Linked DNA regions of Homo sapiens: region 2 is linked to region 1. A link is an interaction called in ENCODE POLR2A ChIA-PET data of the cell type or tissue named here. Cell type or tissue: Panc1. All regions are shown on one strand. Links, peaks and the distances in the headings refer to the core of each region. The heading gives the core; the rest is flanking DNA.

The links. ChIA-PET counts read pairs that join two places held together with the same protein. Peaks named below come from ENCODE experiments on the same cell type or tissue, not always from the same donor. Only the 100,000 strongest peaks of a DNase experiment are listed, where the experiment ranks them.
Region 2: POLR2A ChIA-PET joins it to region 1 with 6 read pairs; 3 of 35 experiments call an interaction of 5 or more read pairs at or near these places.

Annotation. Positions count from the first base shown.
Region 1 is chr1:94,221,794-94,224,721 of GRCh38, reverse strand. The region is part of intron 2 of ARHGAP29 (Rho GTPase activating protein 29); the gene reads left to right. Among named protein-coding and RNA genes, the nearest start is that of ARHGAP29, 14 kb to the left of the region's middle. In Panc1, for the core only: no CTCF peak of the experiment used is centred there; no DNase peak of the experiment used is centred there; H3K27ac peaks cover 1,767 bases.
Region 2 is chr1:94,167,537-94,170,464 of GRCh38, reverse strand. ARHGAP29 (Rho GTPase activating protein 29) reads left to right here. Exons shown (of 23, transcript NM_004815.4): 23 at 1-1,560. Among named protein-coding and RNA genes, the nearest start is that of ABCA4, 48 kb to the right of the region's middle. In Panc1, for the core only: no CTCF peak of the experiment used is centred there; no DNase peak of the experiment used is centred there; H3K27ac peaks cover 1,842 bases.

The DNA of each region.
Region 1 (2,928 bases), core at 258-2,757:
AGGGACAGATTGGATATAGTGATTCTTAAGAAAAACTATAGCAGGGACTCCCAGGACCTTTTTACACTGTTAAAAAAAATTACTGAGGACTCCAAAGAGTTTTTTATGTGAGTTCTATCTATTAGAAATTAAAACTGAGAAAATTGAAAAGCATTTAATAATTTTAGAAATATATGGATTTCTGCATGTTTAATTTCCTTGACTCTGAGAAGACCACAGTATTACTTTGGTTTGTGTAGGCATTTAGGCCATTAGTATTTTGTAGTTTTTGCCCAACACTAATTTTGAATGTTGATGGTTGTCGTTGGCATTCTGAAAATCAAGCTCTTTTGGCCTGAGATTTAATGTTTCCTAAGTATATTAATACCTGAAGATTTTATTGTAAAACATTAGAATAGGGGATAGAAATAACTTTCTTTTCTAAGACTAACATTTATTAGGTTTCAAAAAGAGGGCAGTGTAACTCTCTGTGATGATAATCACTCCACCTTGGTTTTGGTTAAGTCAGCAGAAGTACTAGCATATACCAACTTTATTTAGTTATGTATGTGCCAAATAAGAGATCTGGCTGTACAAAACTGGGGAAAAAATAGCACATCAGGAAGGTTTTATAAGCCAGGCATGGTGGCTAACGCCTGTAATCCCAGCACTTTGGGAGGCCAAGGCCGGTGGATCACCTGAGGTCAGGAGTTTGAGACCAGCCTGACCAACATAGTGAAACCTCGTCTCTACTAAATACAAAAAAAATCAGCCAGGTGTGGTGGTGAGCACCTGTAATCCTAGCTACTTGGGAGGCTGAGGCAGAAGAATTGCTTGAACCCGGGAGGCAGAGGTTGCACTGAGCTGAGATTGCACCGTGGCATTCTAGCCCAGGCGACAGAGCAAGACTCCAACTCAAAAAGAAAAAAAAAAAGGGAAGGTTTTATAATTTTTTTACACCTATTCAAATTATATTATTTTCCCAGAAGTTTCCTTTATTTCATATCTACTAGATTTAATTTCAGAGCTAACCTATATCATTAACCTATTCTACTAGTGCATAAAGTATTATGTTGGTGCAAAAGTAATTGAGGTTTTGGCTATATACATACATATATATGTAAATATATGTATGTATGTATATATAGTTTTTTTTAGTGGCCAAATCCGCAATTAATTACTTTTGCACCAACTAAAAATAGCTGCAAACATTTATGAAGGGCCTACTGTGTTCCAGCCACTGTTCTAAGTGCGTTATGTGTTTTAATTCATTTAACCGAACAACCCTGTGAACTAGCTACCTTATCTTTTTTTTTATAGATGAGGAAACTGAGGCACAGAGGGGCTAAGTAACTCACCCAAGGTTTCTCAGCCATGAAGTTAGAATTCAAAGTCAGGCAGTCTGGTTTCAGAGACTATGCTTTTCAACACTATACTGTATTGCCTCAACTAAGTAAACCTACCAAACTAACATTACCAGTTATAAAAAAGATAAAATAGGCCAGGGGCGGTGGCTCACGCCTGTAATCCCAGCACTTTGGGAGGCCGAGGCGGATGGATCACGAGGTCAGGAGATCAAGACCATCCTGGCTAACACAGTGAAACCCCGTCTCTACTAAAAATACAAAAAAATTAGCTGGGTGTGGTGGCGGGCGCCTGTAGTCCCAACTACTCGGGAGGCTGAGGCAGGAGAATGGCGTGAACCCAGGAGGCGGAGCTTGCAGTGAGGGGAGATCACGCCACTGCACTCCAGCCTGGGAGACAGAGCGAGACTCCGTCTCAAAAAAAAAAAAATTATGTTTATGGGGAAAATTTCAACAGCACATAAAATTCCTAAAATCTTTTACCTACTTGTATTTCATTTTAAAAATAGACTTTTATTTTTTAGAACAGGTTTAGATTTACAGAAAAATTGAGATAATAATACAAAGTTCCCATATAGTCCTATACACTGTATTAACATCTTATATCTCTTAGAGTTAGTGAGCCAGTGTTTGATAACCAGTAATAAAATGATGCATTATTATTAACTAGTGTCTATATTCAGATTTCCATAGATTTCCTCTAATATTCTTTATTATTTTCCAGGATCCTATCGTATTACATTTAGTTTTTTCTCCTTAGGTCTTCCTTGGCTGTAAGCTTCTCAAACTTTCCTCATTTTTATTTTAAGGAATACTGATTAGGTATTCTGCAGGATGGCGCTTGATTAGAATTTGCCTGACGTTTTTCTCCTCATTAGACCGGAGTTATGGGATATTGGGAGGAAGATTACAGATGTAAAGTGTTGTTTTCATCACTTTATAGCAAGGATATTTACCTTGAATGTGATTTGTCAATGTTGATGTTGACCTTGGTCACCTGTCTTCAGTAGTGTTTGTCAAGTTTCTCCACTGTCAAGTTATTCTTTTTGTCCTCCTTTCCATACTACACTCTTTGGAAGAAGTTAGCCTGCATAGGTCATATGTAAGAGAGTTATGTTTCACCTTCTTGAGAGCAAAGTATTTGCACACATTTTTTACAGTTCTTTTACACAAGAGATTTGTTTCTTTTCCCCTGTTTACTAATGTATTCAATCATTTATGTCAGTATGGACTCATGGACATTTGTTATATACTTTAGGTTATAATCCAATACTACTTTATTTGTTGCTCACATTGTTCCAGCTTTGGCCATTGGAAACTTTCAGTTGGTTCCTGTGCACCTTTGACATGCCCTCCTCACTGGGGGGTGTTTTTTGTTGTTTGTTTTAGTTTTTTTTTTTTTTTAAAGTTCTTCCTTCCTTTCTGGCATTACAAGATGCTTGTTACTTATCTTGAAGATTTCTGCCCCAGTCCAGGAATCAACTATTTCTCTAAGGAGACCTGATTACTTTCATTGGAGAATAGTATTAGAAACCAAGATCTAGATACTAGGTGTGCTTGTTGCTGCTGAGTGTCATTTCTTTTA
Region 2 (2,928 bases), core at 132-2,631, 54 kb after region 1:
ATTTAGTTGCCCTATCTCTTGTTTCATTCAGTCCAGAACATCTTTTCAGACTTGTCTTTGACCTTGACACTTGAGGAGGATTGGCCAGTTTGTAGAAAGTTCCTCAGTTTTGGTTTATCATTAGATAAGACCCATAAGGTTTAGGATAGACATTTTTGTCCAATACTACAGAAATGATGCTCTATACTCAAATGTGTCATGCCAGGATGCACACAATGTCAATTTGTCTTATACCTGATAGTATTAATTTTGGTCACTTGGTTCAGATAGTATATACCAGGTTTCTCCATTGTAAAATTAGAATTAGGAAGTAATTTGTGAGGAGATTCTTAAAGATTGTAAATGTATTGTTTCTCATCGAATTGTCACGGGCTAGTCTATTGACAATTCTTGACTGAACCAATTACTATTTTGGTTGTCAAATGGTGAGTCCGTGGCTTCTGCCTTGGTTGGCATCCTACTACTGTAAGGAAGAGCTCTTCCTTCTCTATTCCTTCATTCACTTAAATCAGTATAGATTCATGAATGCCTGCTTTATTCAGTGACAGTGTATTATTGTCACTTATTTTCATGCTGAAATTTTCCCCGATTTGGTTTTTGGGAGTCTCTTCAAGCTGGCTTCTGTGTTCCTTAGAGATGCCTCATTGCTTTTTCCCCTCTTATTTTTTTTACGAGCTCATCTTACACTTTTTCCTACTCCCTACCCCAAGTCTAGAATTAGCCCTTTTTTCCAAGGAGCCCTGGTTTCTTTAAATGGGAAATGGTATATGGAAATGAAGACCTGAGAAAGGCTCACTGTCTTATTGGTGAACAGCTCAAAGGAAAACGTGTGTCTACACACATTCAAGAATAGTCACCTACTTCTATATCTATTTATATACATACGTATTGAAAACTTTGAGTTCACATTGACACCTTCAATTCAATCCTTTGAGGTTAATCTAGTCTCCCTTTCCATCTTTGTAACTTCCTTCTCTCATAGAAACCTGACTCCCATAATCCTAAATAATTTGTTCATTCTTCCTCCCTCCCTCAACCTCTTGACATGCCAGCTGCTGTCTCATCACACCCAGTCCCAAATATGCCAAATAAATCCGCAGTCATAGCAGCGCTGGTCCTGACCACACCAATCCCTAACATCCTCCCCAGCCTGGAGCCTGGACCATGGCAGCTGAATCTTTGACCCCAGTGATGTCAGTCCTGAGCACACCATTGGAATCCTAGGCTCCTGTCATCTGGCTGGAAGAGAGACAAATTCACAACCTTTTGATAATGAGCAATTATTGAATACTCACTGAATTTATCAGAGAAAGTTTAAAAGTGTACGATTATACATATTTACCAGGAATGTTTAAACATAGACATTTATGAAATTTATAGAAAATATTGAATTGTGGTTCTCACTTTTTGGTCTTGGCTGTAACAATTTTTAAATATTAATACTTCCTACAATAACTGTATCATGCTATTTTTAAGTGTCCTCACACTCAACCAATCTACTCTGCATCCATAAAATAAGCATGCAGTTCAGAAAATAGATTAAACGACTAATTGGCTATGCTTCTGAGTTACAAGTTTTATTTGAGTTCATCTTCAGCTTTAAACAATTAACAAAAAGCTGTACATGACATGAAAACCTGTCTCAGATTTCTGGATGCAGTCATGCCCATTCGTTACAGGATATTGTAAGTCTTCCTTTTATAGTGTTGACAGTACTGGAAATGAGATGAATAGTGACCGTTACCAATGAGGCATTGCTCATTGATAAGTGAATACAGCACTGAAATTTAAAAATCAGGCCGGGCATAGTGGTTCATGCCTGTAATCCCAGCACTTTGGGAGGTCAAGGCGGGTGGATCACGAGGTCAGGAGTTCAAGACCAGCCTGACCAACATGGTGAAACCCCGTCTCTACTAAATATACAAAAATTAGCCAGGCGTAGTAGTGTGTGCCTGTAATCCCAGCTATTCAGGAGGCTGAGGCAGGAGAATTGCTTGAACTTGGGAGGCAGAGGTTGCAGTGAGCCGAGATCACACCACTGCACTCCAGCCTGGGTGACAGAGTGAGACTCTGTCTCAAAAAAAAAAAAAAAAAAAAAAGATCGGGATGACTATAACACAGCCTGACTATAAGAATGGCAAGATCTTATTTACAGTTGTAGACACAGACCTGACACACAGTAGTTGCCATCTGCCAAATTCTCTGTAGATCATTTTATACCAGAAATTTGCTTTTTGAGATCTACTGCCAGCAAAATAAATCTTCTGTATCAATTATTTTAATCAAAGTTGTAAGAGTTCATCTAGTAGTTGCCAAAAAATGAGTAGAATGTGTTGTGATTCAACACAGGAGACTAGGACGGTGAACCAAGGTCTACATATTCTCCATCTCCAAGTATAGATACATAAGTCTCATGATTAAGATTCAATGAGAGTTTTAAATGATTTTTTTGTTTTAAAACTGAGTCATAAATGCAGCAGTGTGTACATATATATGTATCATTTAAAGAATGATTATAAAACGAATTCCCATTTGCCCCAACACCCTCATCAGGATGTTAAGGAACCACCAGGATGCCCCTTCCTGATCACATGCCTGTCACTTCTCACAGCAGGTGTAACCACTATCTTGAATTTTATGTTAATCCTTCCTTGGCTTTAAAACAAAAAAAGCTACCTATACAATTGTAACTATAGTTTATTTTCATTTTTTAAAAAACTAAAGTATTTTACTGGGTTTATACTACAATGTATTAATCCCACTGTTGATGGGCATTTAGGTTGCTTTCAGGTTTTCTTCCTACTATGAACAATGTTACATTGAAAACTTAATCTATTTTTCCCTTCATTCACTTTTTTTGTTTGTTTTTTGTTTTTTGTTCTTGACACGAAGTCTTGCTGTGTCACCCAGGCTGGAGTGCAGTTGCGC